2 separate regions of the Mus musculus genome follow, and region 2 is linked to region 1. A link is a loop called in an ENCODE intact Hi-C map of the cell type or tissue named here. Cell type or tissue: heart. All regions are shown on one strand. Links, peaks and the distances in the headings refer to the core of each region. The heading gives the core; the rest is flanking DNA. Region 1 overlaps Hlf (hepatic leukemia factor). Region 2 overlaps Mmd (monocyte to macrophage differentiation-associated).

Region 1 (8,331 bases), core at 322-8,321:
CAGGACAGCCAGGGCCATACAGAGAAACCCTGTCTCGAAAAACAAAAACAAAACAAACAAACAAACAAAAAAACCCAAAAAAACAAAAAACCTTTCTAAAAAGGATTCATTCCCATGCATGTTGCTGGCTATTTAAACATACCCTGGATTCTATGAAGAAACATGACACTCATCTTCCCTGAAAATGTGGGTTAGTATAAAGACCTCTATTGTAATGAAACCAAACCTATGCAGTTTGTATGAAGTCCACACTGCGGAGCCAGCATCTGCAGCGAGTCTACCCAGGCCTTGTTTCTCCCCACAGTCTCCTCTTTCTTACTTTTCTACCTTCTCCCCCTGGGATCTTTCCAGGGCTTTTCAGCAGCAGGAGAGCTCACTGTGTAAAGGCACTTGCCAAGTCTGACAACAGGAGTGTGTTCCTAGGGCGTACACGGTAAAAGGAAAGCCAACCTCTGACCTCCATGTGCAAACTGTGACACACAGTAAGTACTCACGGGCATGCATGCAGCACACGCGTGCGCACACACATGCACACACACTCACACACGTGCGCACGCACAATTAAATAAGAAAATGTAATTTTTTTAAACCTTTAATGAACGCAGAGCAATACTACTGTTATTGACTTAGACAGCACTTCTTCCTCTGATTCATAGTTCTCTGGAGCAAAAGACAAGGAATGGTCTTAAGCCCTTGTCATAATGAATAAGGTGAACTGAGTCTTCATTGCCAAGAACAGGGCTTTCTTTGCCCGCGTCCTTAAGAGAGTTCTATAATACCTTGGGCTATGGTGATCTCTATCTTGGGTAAACTAACTATGGTGTACCTGGGTGATCTTGCTCATCTGGTTTACAATGGGCTTCCTATTGGTCAGAGCCCCATGGCATCCTTTCCCTTACTGGCAAATTTTCTGCTTTCCTTGATCACTCAGTTCAACTCAAGAGCCATTCGGTGTGCATGACTGGACAGCCAACAGGAGACTGTCTCAGAGGAGGTGGACTATATTCATGAGGATGACTTCTGGGCTTGTTGCCTGACTTCCATGCGTGCGCGCGCACACACACACACACACACACACACACACACACATACACATTTTAAAAGTGTGGCAGCTCAAACAGACCTGTAAGGAGACCTCTGCCTAGGTTCCTCAGCAAAGACATCAAGGCAGACTGCTACCCAGAGCTAATTAGAAGAGCAAACATCTCTCTTCCCCACTCAAGGAGTTCTGCCAAAGCACTTATTTCTGCCGATTCATTTATGCAATTCCTCTCTTTGCAAGAACATTCTGTCACAGAAGATTTAGTGGTGCAGGTCCCACGAGCATCTCTCTGGAGCACGTACTCACTGTTTTTTAGGAATCTAGGGTCTATGAGGGGAGAGTGGAATGCCAAGGGGTTTCCATTAGACACGGACCATACCTCATTAGAAGACCTGCAAATTCCGAAGCATTCTTGCATCAATAATAACAATAAGAAACATCCCAGATTCAACTTTTAAAAATAAACCCTTTAGGGACTTGGTGTGACCAGTCATTATTTTTTCAGGTAAGAACATGAGGCTGGGGAGCTGGCGTTCTCAGATGGCAATGATATCTGTTAAAGTCGGAGAAGGAACGTGAACATCTTGGAAAATTTCATATCTACAGTCAGTCGCAGAACTTGTGCCCACAGCATGCCAGTGGAGAAGTATGTGCTATATGACTTCTCTCTGGTAGAGACTGGATTCTGCCAACATCCCTGAGACTGTCCAGTGTATGCAGCGGGAAGGTAAACTGTACAACTGCCTTTCATTAGTTGATTTTTTATTTAAGGAAATTGGTTTTGGGGTTATCGTAAATCTTCCAGTCTCCCGGAATGCCACACTAGTGTGCAGAGTCATTTCATGTATGTACCATTCAGCAGCTATCCCCATCTCCTCGCCTCTCCCCTCCCACCAAGCCTCCTTCTCTAGCCATCCCTACCCCACCTCCCTCATACATATGCAGGCTTTAAGCAGGAGGTGCACTCATTCTGGTTTCAGAGAAGGGAGCAAGCATGAAGTACTGATGATCCCTTCAGTTCTGAAGTAAAATTAATAACCTGGCCAGAAACTTGAATAAGTATTTTTAGCTTGAAACTACTGCTACAGTTAATCCTTATGATCAAGGACGGCTTGTACCGTTCAGGCAATCGCTCCTCCAACAATTGCATGGACACACACACACAAACACACACACACACAAACACACACACACACATATACACACACACATACACACACACACATACACACACATACACACACACATACACACACACATACACACACACATACACACACACATACACACACACATACACACACACAAACACACACACACACATAAACACACACAAATAAGCTCATAAATATTGGTTGAACATACTGGTCCGCAAACCTAGTAAGCCGTATAAAATAGAGACACTTAAAAGCAATGAACACTAATGGGCCGAGTTTATTAAAATCTATTTTTTACTCCTATGAGGCCAGCTCTGCTTTTGGACATTTAAATTCTAACCATTCAAATCCCTACATCTATCTCCCCCGCCAGAGAGTGCTTCCCCCCAATCACCAAAATTATGGGCTTTACAAATGAAACTTAAACCCCATGTTTTCAATTACTTCATCTAGATCAATTAGAACATCGTGTTTTTTTTTTTTTTTTAAATCTGTTTGATGTTGGAGGAAGAGTGTTTATTTTCCAAAATAAGGAAATCCTAGTTTGCCAGAGGAAACTATTGTCAAGTTTCTAAAAATGTTTCCCTTCTAACCTTGAACCCAAATAGAATCGTTCACTCGCTGTTTCTCTGTTCATGAACCTCCAATGGCTCCCCACTGCCTCCGGAACACAGCTCGGCCTCTGAAGCATGGCATACATGAAGCTGCCTTTATGGTCAACCACCACGGAACTCAACCCTCTGCGCCAGCCACACTCAGTCTGTACCAAGCTGCCCAAGCACACTGTGGGCTTCGCGCCTCTGCAGCTCTGTCCCCACTGCCCACTCTCTAACCTGGCTCTCTTACTTCTTTTGCCCCCACCCCCTCTGCCACTGGGTTCAGCAATTCCAGGAAGTCAGGCCTGGGGCACCCTTGCCCTAAGCAATGGCTGCTCCCTTGTGAGGTCTTGTGAGCGAGGGCTGGCACCAGTCCCTTCCGTAGCTTCAAATGTTATCCGAGCCTACGACATGAACGTGTCACCTCCCTCTTTTCAATAGACACCTGAGGTCTCAATAAACTGGCCACTTGGCACTGAGAGCACAGTTTGTCCTGGCACTTCTCTGTGTGCCTGCAAGTTTGAACTTCCCTCTGAAATGGCCACCCTCTGGAGACACCAAAATCCTCCCTCCCCTCATCTACCTTCCCCCACGAGCACAACCAAAGCCAGGTGCTATTTCTGGGCCTGTCCATTCTGCTCCGGGGATCTTACACCCTTCTCTCTTCCAGTCTAATCCTTTAGCCCTAGAGAAAGGTGGCAGAGTTGACTTGTGGGAAACGCCGGGGTCTCCCCGGGGCTCTCCTTGCATAAGGAAGGTTCAGGAAGCCCAAGGATGTACACCATCGAAGAAAACTGAGAGGGGGCTTATCTTTTGAAATGTTAATAAATGGTTTTACTGGCTGCCAGGGAAAATCACCAAAACTCTCCTTTCCCAACATCATAAGACGCCTCCTGACTCTCCTCTCTGCTGGGGTCAAGGGCCTGTATTAGAACTTACTATTAAAAAAATTAGGCTGCGGCATTGAAAGGTTTACTAGCGAATAGCTCTCAGGAGATATATCTAAGCAAGAACTTCAAGATGCCTTTTTGTTTGCCTGCTTCAGGTTTTAATCCAGTGAGTGGGGACAGGTCACAATTCCCTGCAACCACCTAAATAGAACCCAGAGGCTAGGGTGGGGGCCAGGTAACCAGAGAAGCTGAGAACAAGTCCAGTCGTGGCCCTGAACTCTGGTCAAGAGGACGAATGGTATCAAAACTCTCTCAGCCCTCTAAGAGAGTGACAGCCCCTGGCAATTGGGAATACTGCTCACAGTGGCTGTTAGGGGTACTTCTTGTGCGTGAGGCTCTGTGCTTATGCACTACCACGCACTGCCTCACATGACCTTACCAGCTCTACACAAAAGATCCTATAATTATTCCAGAATTCCAGATGGGAACACAGACGCTCCCATCACTTAAATGGCTTACCTGAGAGCAAGTGGGAGCCCAGTAGTGTTCTTATCAGGATTCACATTTGGCTCTGTTGGTGGGAGGCCAGACTCTAGAAGCTATTGCTGCCTTGTATGCAGATCTTCACGTCTCAACCCGGGACATCCCTGAGACGCGAGATGTATGGTGAGCTATCAATCACCTATCTTATCAACTCGGGACATCCCTGGGACTCGAGATGTATGGTGAGCTATCAATCACCTATCTTATCAACCCGGGACATCCCTGGGACTCGAGATGTATGTATCACCTATCTTAAGAAATGTAAGTTTATGGCCAAAGCCGGTGTTCTTCGGTTTAGTGAAGATGTTTACAGGGATTATGAATGTCAAACACAAGAAATGAAAATGGTTAAATATTTGCATGCCTGATCTTGCTGAGCCCAACGCTGTACCACAGTCCCTCTCCACCCTTTGGTGGCTGCTAATGCATTTTTCTATCTTTTTGCTTCCTTTGCCTTCCTTCTCCCCTTCGTTTTCACTGCTAAGACATAAAAAATGATTCCTGGGTAGACGTGATTAGCGCTAGTTGGAAGAGAGGTATCGGAGACACATAATAAATCATCGCTGTCTCCTCACCCTCTGGGATTCTGTATTAGGATGTCATCCAGGCTGTCTCCCAACTCCCCCACCACCTCTTCCTCTCCTCCACCTAATTCTGTCTTTCTAGTGCTATTTTTCTAGTCTGGTAGGCACAGCGCTGAACTGAGAATGCTCTGCCAAGACCCTTGGCAGCAGCCGGCCTCCAGGAATCCTGCCCACAGCCACAGTGCAGGAAAGAGAGGAGATGGGGCCTCCGAGAGGCAGGCCAGAGGCCAGGCTTAGGGGCTGGCTTAGATGCCGCCAGAGAGAACAGGTTTCCCTGGCCTGTCCCTTCCTCTGGAGCTCAGCTTCCTCATCATGCCAGGGTCAGGATTACAACTGCTCACTGGCACTTGCTATAATTCTCCTGGGAAGAGAAGGAAGAAGGGAGGGGAGAAGGGGAGGGGGAGGGGTGGGGGTGGGGGTGGGGACAAGCTAGCATGCCACCCAGAGTGGAGCAAGCTCCACAGGACATGGCCACGTGCCTGGAGCACACAGTCCTGTAGGCAGGCTGCCAGGGTGTCCACATCTCCCAGGAGAGCTGGGGGTGGGGGTGGGGGGCGGATGCTGGGTTCTTTCCCACAGGCAGAACAGGAGTCTCTAAGCCAGGGGCAGTACTGCTAGGTTAACATTGGGAAAGTGATTCGTTCTAACCCAGGAGGGAGAGAAAGGTCAGACCTGCGACAAGAATCATTGCTGGGCAAGCTGAGGAAGGGAAGAAAAAAAAAAAAAAAGCATGTCCTATTTTTGCAGAGGGAAGAGGACTGGATGAACAAATCCCAAAATGGAGAACGGGGACAGGGAACCCAGCCATTTTTTTTTTACCCTGTCACTGCTCTCATAAGGACAGTGAGCTTTCCTGTACCGGAAGCGTCACTGTATCTTGCCACTTTTTTATCCTGTTTAAGCCTGATGAAACTCCACGGAGAGGATGGCATTTGTAGCCTCCATTCTATTGCTAAGTAAACTGAGGCTTGGAGAGGTTAAGAAGCAGGCATAAGGGGCTGGAGAGATGGCTTAGCAGTTAAGAGCACTCTGGCTGCTCTTCCAGAGGTCCTGAGTTCAATTCCCAGCAACCACATGGTGGCTCACAACCATCTGTAATGGGGTCCGATGCCCTCTTCTGGTGTGTCTGAAGATAGAGACTGTACTCACATGCATAAAGTAAATAAATCTTTAATTAAAAAAAAAAATAAGAGCAAACACAAAATGAGCTAGCAAGCCAAGGGTGAGTCCACCATGAACACCTCAGCCTCCTGTCCCAAAGCCTACATTCCTATCACCAAGATGTCTTGCTTTCCATTTTCCTCCCCAAATATCTCTTGTCACAGGCAAGGGACTGCTATTCTGTATATGTCAGCAACCAGGACATGAGAACAGGCGAAGCCTGTCCCCTCCCAGGACACGGGAGACAAGATAAGGAAATCTAAGAGACTACATTCAGAATAAACTGTTCTCTCTCTCTCTCTCTCTCTCTCTCTCTCTCTCTCTCTCTCTCTCTCTCTCTCTCTCTCTCTCTCCACTCCCTCTTCCTCCCTCAGGATTCCTTTGATCCAAATGCAGTAGAAACTCCTAAGATTCTCGATGTGGTATAGATCTCACCATGACTCATGGGGATCTCAGCCAGCAGGTGGATATGTGCTGGGAGGGAAAATAAATGACCTGCAGATCCTTAAAGTGAGCTTCGCCCGTTTTCCTCTGTGGGACTTCCCATGGTCCCGAATCCACCTGCACAGAGCTCCCCACATCATTACGCAGATCCCACAGCTGGAAATTCCCTCCCATGTCCAAGCCCTACCACCAAGGACAGTGAGTGGAAAGAGGACACAAACTCCAGGCTGCAAATCTACAGCAAGTACCCCTGTCCCCATCTCTCACTGCCATCTGTTCAATGTCCTCCTCTTCCTATGTGTGGCCACATGGAAAGGTTTTCACTTTTCTGTGTGCCCGGCCTCCATCATAGCCCAGTCCCTGGGCTCAGAACTGAAAAAGAAACCCTTCTCAATTCTCAGTTGAATCTGGGCCTTAAAGTGGCAGAGCACCCAAAAGCTATTTAAACACACACACACACACACACACACACACACACACGAAGAAATGGTTTCAAATCCATCTTTATAAGCACAGGGTTTAAAAATATCTCTGCCTTTGTCTGCTATAGATGACTTTCCCTAAAGGGACAGCTGTCCTTAAAGCAGTCACTCAAGTCTCAGGGCAAACAGATTCTTATTTTTCCTAGTACCCAGCATACCACCTCCAGGAGCATGCTCTCCCCACGACCTCTGATACAATCTGACAGGCAAATGCCAAAACCTACAGAATGAGTCTTACCTTCCTGCTGGTCTGGGAACAGCCAGGGTGCTGCACTCAGACACCCTGGAGTCCCTGCATCCAAGACCCCCCACCGTCCCCCTCAAGGAGAGGACAACCCGCGGCATTATCCCCACCAGAGCCTTCAACTCTCTAGAATAGGTCTGTGGGAACATTTTTATTTCTGTAGATTCTGGGTCATTCTTGGATCACACACCTGCATGGAGGAATCAGATCTGAATGTGTAACACAGGGAAAGGGTCTGTCTGGGAGCAGTCATGACACATGGTTTCCAAGATGCACAACTATGCTCACCTTGCCATTCCAAGATACCCTTAAGGTAGACCTCATTCTGCATAACTCTCCGTCTGGCTTCCCACAGTACCTTTCACCCAGACAGGCAGCACTATTGACACAATGCTATTGAGCATAACTCAAAAGTCGCATACTGAGCAAGCAGTTGAGGGCAAACGTTTGAACTGGGAGGCATTATTATCCCCTGGTTACCCTGGTAACTTCATTCTATCCCCTAAAAGCTCAGAACACTCTTATTAATATATGACTTTTTTTTTCTTGGCAACCCAATGTCTCTGGGCTGTCTCAAAACATTTGCCGTAGATTATTATAGGGTATGAAGAGCACTCATTTGTATGATAGTAGCCTAAATTAAGTCTAGATTTTGCTGTCCAAGTTGAAGGTCCAGGACATTAATTCTCAGCTAGGAGTGATTTTACTCCCCTGGGGACACTGTGAAGTGACTCAATACATTTGTGTTTGCCACAACTGGGTTGTGGGGGTCCCTAGCATCTAAAGAAAAGAGTAGTCATGTCCCTTAACTTCCTTTAATCCACAAGGCCATACACCACAAGACTTACCCTCAAGGGAGCATGCCAAGGATGAGATACCTCAGTTGAGACTGAAATCACAGTTCCCAGAATGCCCCTGGCTACATCTGTGCTCTTTCGTTCTGAAGACTCGTTTTCCTCAAGATTCACTGAGAGTTTCTACTGTGGTCACCCCTGTGAGCTATGCAGCATAGTCAAGAACTTTCACCCTTTTCTGGCTTGTTTGAGATAACACATCCATCAAGGGCCCTAAAATTTCATTTCTCAGTATAATCTTTATCATAAGCAATGTTGTATGAATGACAGAATGCAAAATTTTTTAATCTATTGGCATTTGAAAAAAGAGCTTTGATTTGTTTTTTCCTGCTAG
Region 2 (8,331 bases), core at 114-8,113, 130 kb before region 1:
TGCCTACACACACACACACACACACACACACTTTCCTTTTCCTAACCTCTCTGAGAGGTGATAATAACTGTTACCAGTCAGTTACTGCCTGTTTGTGCCAGCTACTGGCTGGGTACTTGCATATTTTCAACTTAACAAGTCACTGAAGAGCAGATAAGTTTAGAGAGTAACAAAGTCCTTGCCCAGGGAGCTACAGGTAGGAAGAGGCAGACCTTGGAATTCAGTTTCGTATCTCTGCAGCTGCTGGCTGAGCTGTTAACCCTTTCTGCCTCTTAGCTGGAAAAGGAGTTTCCTTCCTCAGCCCAAGCTGTGACTACCCTACTGATGAGATTTTTAAGTCGAGTGCACAGAAAAGCGTCTTTTTCAAAATCTGAAACATTTAGAAAGTCTTTGGGGGGGGGGGCTATCTGCTGTCTCTTTGGACCGGTTCTTGGCGTTGAGCCATAGAAGGAGGTGGTCTTCTCTCTTCCTTCTCCCTTTAGGAATCGCCAAGAGTGTCTGACATTCTTGAGTGACTGTCTGAACAAATGCCATGCTCAGTCTTCAGAGGGAGCTGGCACGGTTGCAGGGTGCTGGGCAGAAGGATCGGTGGAAGCTGCAGCACTCAGTAACATTGAAGCTGTCCTGAGGATAACCGTTGTCTTAGCCTCTGAGTTTTCTGTTCCTAAGACCTAGGGCTCATTTGGCTCCGAGGCTGCCTGTTGCTCTTCTGTATGTAATCTCCAGCAAAGATAAATGGATCCTGGGAGCTGGCATTGTAGGAAGTCATGAATCTCTGTGCACGGGAGGCTACAAAGAGATTTTCATCTGCTTGTTTAATAATTATGAATTAAACTTCAGCAAAAGATGAGCATCGTGCTTAACACTGGAAATGAAATAGTAAAGACCACCTCTTAGACTCACATTACAGGGTAGAAAGGTCAGGGTAGTTGGCTAATCCACTCTAATCTCCTTGGCAGCAGGGTGAGTTCCTTGCTACTGTCCCATGTTGTGAATTCTCAAATGAAAGACACACACACACACACACACACACACACACACACACAGCCTTAGATTTAATATGCCTTAATCAGCTCAATTGCTGGGCTTCTCCCACACTTCCACGTTGTTAACACCTCCCCCCTCTGATACTCCTGAATTATTACCTACTAAAAGTCTATATTCCATCTTTGCTACTCTAGACCCCGTGGCAGGAGGGCTTGGGACCACTCTTCCCTGGCTCCCACATGCCTGCACACTCTCTCGTTCTCTCTTCTGCAGCTCTCAGGCCTGATCCTTCTGCTTCCCTGGCAAGGCAGTATTACCTCTCCCCTGTGTTCCTTGCCCGGGAACCTAACCAACCATTGAGTCTCCGTGCTCAACCATTGGCCACTGGCAACTTTATTTTAAAAACTCTATCAAAGTCAACTAGGGGCAGGGACTCCCAGCGTCTTGCATGCAAAGGTGCACGTTCCCATGTAATTTTTACAACATGGAAAGATGAATTTTCTTTCATATATTTTTTTTTAAGTTTAGGAGCCAAATTCTTACTAGTTATGGGAAGGACTCTACTTGGGTACGAAGGACAGAGAGGTGCTTTAATCTGCGATGTCTGGAAGATCTCTTAGTAGATGATGTATTAGCTTGAGAGAAGAGAAGCAAGTTGAATGTTCTAGGAAGAAATAAAGAGCCCCAAGTTCCTGGGTCACAGGAACTGTAAGGAGGAGGTTGGGGAGCACCAATGAGCAGGAAAGTGGCACCTTGAACGTGGGGAGTGGCTGAAGGCTTGTGGGTCAGGGATGAATCAGAGTGTTACCTTAAGCATTTTGGGAAGCTAGGAAATAGTTGAAGTAGAGGTACTTCTCATAGTTAAGTGATATGATCTGTTTGTAAGAGACAGTTACGGCTACCATATGAAGAAGAGTCTCTGTGGACAGGTAGCAAGGCCAGTTACGAGTCTCCGGCTTCACAGGTTGGAGATATTGGCCTGCTGGTCTTGATTTCAGTTGGGCGCCAAGGAGTGTAGTAATGAGCTGATTTAGAATATACTTCGAAAGTAATGTTGTCAATATTTGGACTTGGGGAGTTGGGAACCCAGGAGACCTAACCTGTGTGCGTTGGTCTTCTGCCTATGAATTCTGCAGGAAGAGCTGCAGCCTGCCTGCTCTCTGAGAGCCCAGTCCTTGGGTCTGGATTATTGTACTAACATATAACGGTCAGTGCCTAACTGTTCTTTCCCGCCATAGTTTTGAAGTTCTGGGGTGGGGTAAAAGAACGCATAAGAGTAACCCAAAAGCCAGAGGCAAAAGAGAGCATTGCATGAGAAAGGAAGTGAATAAGCCCTGCCTCACTAACCATCTTGCTAAATGTGGTTGCCATACTCAGACCTAGATCAGAGCCCCTGTAGGTGTGTCTCTCAAATCCATGGCCCTCATGTTTCAGGGTAGTTGTGAGTGAGGCCTAAAATATTTGTAGATGACAGTATCATGTCACAGTGTCAAAAGATTGGAGATCTATGCACGCTAGCCACTTTTCCCAGGGCACCAAGTGACCATTAGGTTGCTTCTTGTTCAGTAGAGAGGATTTCTGTAAATGGGGACCTTTTTTCCTCTCATACATACATAAGCTTTTCTCATTCTTCTGGGTGGTGGGTAGGAGAGCCTAGGCTCAGAGTGTGGGAGTTGATTTCCATGTTGCATCTGCTTTTCCCTTTAGCTCTCAGGAATGATTTCTTCAGAAACAAGAGGAGGAGGAGGCATGATTGCAGCCTGACAGATTGAGAGAAATTGAAAAATTGTGTTCTTATTTCCCAGCAGGACAACTGTGCTGTCTTTCTCCATGAGCTCCAGACAGTAGGATGCTCCCGGGGTAGCTGCTTTTAACTGTGTTTCTAGTATCCAGCTTACCCATTCATCGGGACAGGGTACATAGGTCGCCAGAGAGGAGTATTTCTATAGCTTCTCCTCTCCCCCCCAACTGTATGCACAGATATGTGCATATGTGTTCATGAGCATGTGTGTGTTATATGCATGCCCATAGAGGCTAGTAACAGGTGTCTTTTTCAATCAACCCCATATTTTTGTGGAATGAGCATCTCACTGAATTTTGAATTTACCGAGTAATGTAGGTTAAGTGATCAGTAATGGGGATTTGCCTGTGTCCATCTCTATAGCACTGCAATTATAAGTAGAAGCTTCTCTTCCTCCTCCTCCTCCTCCTCTTCTTTCCCTTCCTCCTCCTCCTCTTCCTCCTCTCTTCCTCCTCCTCCTCCTCTTCCTCCTTCTCTTCCTCCTCCTCTTCCTTCCTCCTCTTCTCCTTTTCTTCCTCTTCCTCCTCCTCTTCCTTCCTCTTCCTCTTCCTCCTCTTCTCCTTTTCTTCCTCTTCCTCCTCTTCCTCTTCCTCCTCTTCCTCTTCCTCCTCTTCCTCTTCCTCCTCCTCTTCCTTCCTCTTCCTCTTCCTCCTCTTCTCCTTTTCTTCCTCTTCCTCCTCTTCTCCTTTTCTTCCTCTTCCTTCCTCTTCCTCCTCTTCTTCCTCTTCCTCTTCCTTCTCCCCCCTCCTCCTCTTCTTTCGAAACATGCATACTGGGGTGTGAACTTGTCCTCGAGCTTTCATAGGAAGCACTCTACCCACTAAGCCACCTTCCTTCCTTGCCGTTTTTATTTCTAAGCTGAATTATTTCTGCAGGGCAGAGACGAGCAGACATGGGCACTCAGCTTCTTCACTTGCAGGAGAAAATGTGAAAGTCTATCTGCCCCCCTCCCCACCCCACCCCCCAGGCTGTGTAATGGTCTGACTATTTTTAGACTGGGCTGCTTGGGATAGAAGTTGCTATTTTAGTCTGCAGCCTGGTGGTGGGTAGACAGCTCCCACTTCACCCTATATGGAGTGTTTGCCGTGTCATCCCACCTCAGCCATTTTGGCAGCTCCATTCTCCACCCTTTGAAATTCCTAGTAGGGTATGAGCCACGCACCCACGGAGCTCGGTTGTGGCCTCCCTGTCAGGGTGAGGATATGGTGGATCCTCAGCTCCTTGGAGCAGGAGGAAAAGCGTGCCTCCCCAGGGTGTAATTATTTTTCTCTTTACTAATAAGAGCTGTACAGGAGCACTCTCATCCCATAGGCAATAAGTGACATAATTTAGGGGATCTCCAGGGGGGAAGAGACGACGTTTGGACTTGCATAGCTGTATGCGAGGATGGCTGGTTACATGTCGAAGCTACTGGGTGGTTACTTGTTCTCCAAGCTGACTGGTAGCTACACTTAGCATGCTCGCTCATTTAGGCTCTAGCTTAACATACATGGCCAGGTGACATTTCTTCACGGTCCCCATGTCCAACCTGCACTGTGTATGGACTTGTCAGGAATTATCTGTTATGTCTTTAATTGTTTGATCTGAGGTTATCAGGTTCCTCCCAGTGGGGGAAAATATTAGTCCCCCATATTTCCCCATCATGGGAATGGAGAATGTGATTGGTCAGAATAGATACTGGCAAACAAACACAAACTACCTTCGGACTATCTAGAATTTAAAAAGGGGTGGTGGTGGTTTGTTGTTGTTTTGATTTTTTATTTTTTTGGTTGGTTGGTTTTTGGTACTGAGCATGTTGACAGGAGGAGCTCTGGGATCGTACAGCTGTCAAGGCTTTTACTCAGTTATTTCTCTGTGCTTGCTGCTTTGCCTTTTTTACTCAGCACGCTTTCCCACCCCACGCCACACCCACCCGATGTGTGTGAACCAACACATCAGAATGATCCCCAAGTGAGCATAGTTCAGGTTTAGTTCTCATCCTCTTGCTGGAACGGAACTGTATATAGTTTTCATCCTGCGGACTCTGGGAACGTTAGCTGAAAGGGAAGCCTGGTCCAGGAGCATCCAGTGCCGGTGTGTGGATGTGTGTATTTTAGAGCCACAGCATCCTGGGTGTGGTGTCTGAAGCAACTCTTTTTCACTTGGAAAGAGCAGAGGTGAACACGTGCCTCCTTGTTTAGGTGGCCTGGAGGTAACCAGGTATCGAATATGCTGCCTAGTGCCAGAACAGGTAATACAATACTAGAAAACTAGTCCGACAGGCCCTCTACTGTGGGATGCAGGCTGTATGCTCTACATACATAAAGCTTTACGTGTTCTGCGTGAGGAAGCAGCAACCTTGCAAATGCCGTATGTACCTTCTTGTTTAATGACAGCAACAACATGCGAGTGGAGGAAGCAGAAATCCTCCCCTCTAAGCTTTACAACTTGGTTGTGTAGCACCCCTTTAATCTGAGGGTTGCTGCTGAATTTGATGTGGTTTCTGTTTGCTCTTACTTGGCAGAAGTTTATCTATCGAGCAAACTCAAAGGCTGTTTCATCAAATAAACGACGCGTTTGCTTTAGATTCAGTGCTGCTGGCCAAGTTGACACCTCTTTAAACGGCTTCAGTTTTCTTGTTGATAACAGCAACTTTCTTCTTTCAGAAGGGCTGAGTGACACCCCCACCCCCGAAGGTAAGCGTGTGGCTTACATGGTGGCTTTTCTGTCTCCACAGTTTCATGAACCATCGGGCCCCAGCTAATGGCCGCTACAAACCAACGTGCTACGAACATGCTGCCAATTGCTACACACACGCAGTGAGTACAACTTTTCCGTTGCCGTCCTTCCATCTTTCCTACGCGGCTTTTGGTGAACGGCTTCTCTAGTAACTTCAGCACAAGTTGTTGGAACTACTCAGCCTGGTGACCTTAAGTGCCTGAAGGTCAGTGCTGGGTTTCAGAATAGTAGAAAGTAAGCACCCTAGTGAGGGGGCAACAAAGATTCCTGCTTTATGGGTGCTGCAGGACCTTGAATGAGGGTGCTGCTTTTTCAAGACAGCTATTGGGCTTATTTGGCTAGGGCAAGTCACAGCGTGTTGGAAAGGAGAGCTTGTTGGTGGTGGTGATGGTTTTGTTTTGTTTTACCAAATGATTCTTTGAGACAGGGAGGCTAAATCTTCTCACCCACACAGCGGTCCTTCCATTTTCTTATGTTGTTATACATTTCCTTTGTTGCACTTTGTTTTGTTTACTTTTTATTTTCCTTGAGAGTTTCATTTTGTGAGACATCTGGAGAGAAATAGTGACTGAGATCTCCTGAAAACCAGTAGGAGAGATGATGAGTTTGCTCCTGCAGAGATGAGGATTGGGCGAGGCTTAAGGTATAGATGAGGCTGGGCAGGCTCGATGGGTTTCCTCCGCAGGTACACAGCCCGCCTTCAGAGATAGCATTCGTGTAGGATGAGCCTGAACACTCCTTAACTCCTGGCAGCATGTCACAAGTCACAGAACAGTGCTTAGACTGAAATGAAGTGAAAGCCGATACATACCTCTAGGACGATGTTTTAGAGCAGAGTGTGTGATCTTATTAAATAAATGTATATTTGGGAGTGTTATAGACCCAGGAGATTTCTAAAGACAGAGAGTATATCTCCCAACACCAAGTCTTTAAAGAGAAAGTATTATCAGGTGTGGTGGTGCACGCCCTAAATCTGAGGGCTAGTGAGGATTGTGGCAGCCTGTCTCAACACACAAGACAACCGCAAACGAGATAAACAGAGCAGATGCTCGCTCTCCCACCACAGGAGGGAAAGGGATGGAATCTCTAGGGAGATTTTTTTCGGACAAGTACGTTTTTCTTTATGAAAAAAAAAGTTATTACAGTTACTGCTTTGTCTTGTTCAAGGCCACTTGGAAACTGACAGGTGATGTTGAAATCTGGGTCTGTGGTAAAAATACATCACAGACGCCAACCATGGGGGCATGGTGCTGTAACCCCGTCAGTTAGGGGGTACAGGAGGGGGGTCCAGAGCTCATAATCCTTACCTGCTTAGTGGTTGGAAAGGAAAGAATGAGGAAGGAGGGAGGGAGGGAGGGAGGGAGGGAGGGAGGGAGGGAGGGAGGGAGGGAGGCATCAGAATTCTAAGATTCTAGTTTTCTCAAGCTTTGGGCTTCAGTGACATGCACTATTTAAAATGATGAAATCCCCAACCCCCTTTGTTTTGCAGGCTCTCCCAAATAGGTAAATCGAATAAGTTCAAAGTGAAACCCAGGACACACTAATTCTACAGTTGATTTGGGTTGTGTGTGTGGTGTTTTAGATACTATAATAGGAACCTATTCACTCATGCGTCCTTCACTTATATAGCAGATTGCAGACAGTATGGAGTGCTTGGAAATCAGGACCTCTCTGGGAATGCTGGCATAAGCTTGATGTTTGCATAGTTTAAATACCTCCTCTATATCAGATTTCAGAGGGAGACTGGAATGCACTCTTGTTTAATGAAATTAGGATAAAGAACAACCGTTTTGCAATAGTTGGGCAATGTTGTCTCCCTGTTTGTTTGTGCAGCCATTGGCTGGCCCAGTTCCCCGAACAAGGAACACCTGCTTCCAGGCAGCAGCTAATTTCTTCTGCCTCTCATTTTGATGATCCAAGGAAGACAAATGTTTGCTTAAAACGTGTTTTTTACACAATTGGCAAATCTCTGTGTTTGTTCTGTTTTGTTGTTTTGTGTCAGGGTGTGTGTGTGTGTGTGTGTGTTTTGTTTGGTTGGGGTTTTTTGTTTTTGTTTTTTTGTTTCTTGTTTTTTGTTTTTTTTAGCAAAACTCTTGATCCCGCAGACACCATTGGCAAACCTCTGTGTTTGTTTTGTTTTGTTGTTTTGTGTCAGGGTGTGTGTGTGTGTGTGTGTGTGTATGTGTTTTGTTTGGTTGGGGTTTTTTTGTTTTTGTTTTTTTGTTTTTTGTTTTTTTTTTAGCAAAACTGTTGATCCCGCAGACACCAGGGTGCTTGCTCATGTCTCTTTGCCTTTTCCTCCCAGTTCCTCATTGTTCCGGCCATTGTGGGCAGTGCCCTCCTCCATCGGCTGTCTGATGACTGCTGGGAGAAGATAACAGCATGGATCTACGGGATGGGCCTTTGCGCCCTCTTCATAGTCTCCACAGTGTTTCACATAGTATCATGGAAGAAGAGCCACTTGAGGTATAGTGGGCGGGGCCGGTGGGCGGGGAACTTCCCCTGCAGATCATCCTCGTTGACTAAACTGGTCTTCAGGTCACAGGCTGTTGAGGTTTCCGTGGGCTGAAGAATAGGATCTTTCTTACCCCATAGGCTTTGAGCTACACCTGAATTCAAGACATACTCTTTGGATTGGATAGAGTTTTGAAGACCCAGCTGCCTTGTGTGTGTCTAAGAAAGCAGTAACCTAAGTTGGCTTTTGGGTCTTACAGCTAAAATCCCGAGAGCTTTCCAGTTCTCTCTTGTACACCAGGGGCACTACGAGAAAGAGAGCCATAGCTGTGACCTAGCAAGGAGGGACATTGAACTTTGCAGCCTTTTCC

The links. Hi-C counts contacts between places; a loop is a spot of excess contacts. Peaks named below come from ENCODE experiments on the same cell type or tissue, not always from the same donor. Only the 100,000 strongest peaks of a DNase experiment are listed, where the experiment ranks them.
Region 2: it touches region 1 in a loop (2.2-fold over the local background); 8 of 42 quality-filtered maps call a loop at or near these places.

Annotation. Positions count from the first base shown.
Region 1 is chr11:90,377,205-90,385,535 of GRCm38, forward strand. The region is part of intron 2 of Hlf (hepatic leukemia factor); the gene reads right to left. Among named protein-coding and RNA genes, the nearest start is that of Hlf, 9.5 kb to the right of the region's middle. In heart, for the core only: a CTCF peak has its summit at 4,073; DNase peaks (open chromatin) are centred at 5,037 and 5,287; H3K4me3 peaks cover 589 bases; H3K27ac peaks cover 927 bases.
Region 2 is chr11:90,252,016-90,260,346 of GRCm38, forward strand. It overlaps Mmd (monocyte to macrophage differentiation-associated), which reads left to right. Exons shown (of 7, transcript NM_026178.2): 2 at 5,505-5,586; 3 at 7,812-7,972. Among named protein-coding and RNA genes, the nearest start is that of Mmd, 6.7 kb to the left of the region's middle. In heart, for the core only: no CTCF peak of the experiment used is centred there; a DNase peak (open chromatin) is centred at 3,866; H3K4me3 peaks cover 1,199 bases; H3K27ac peaks cover 6,505 bases.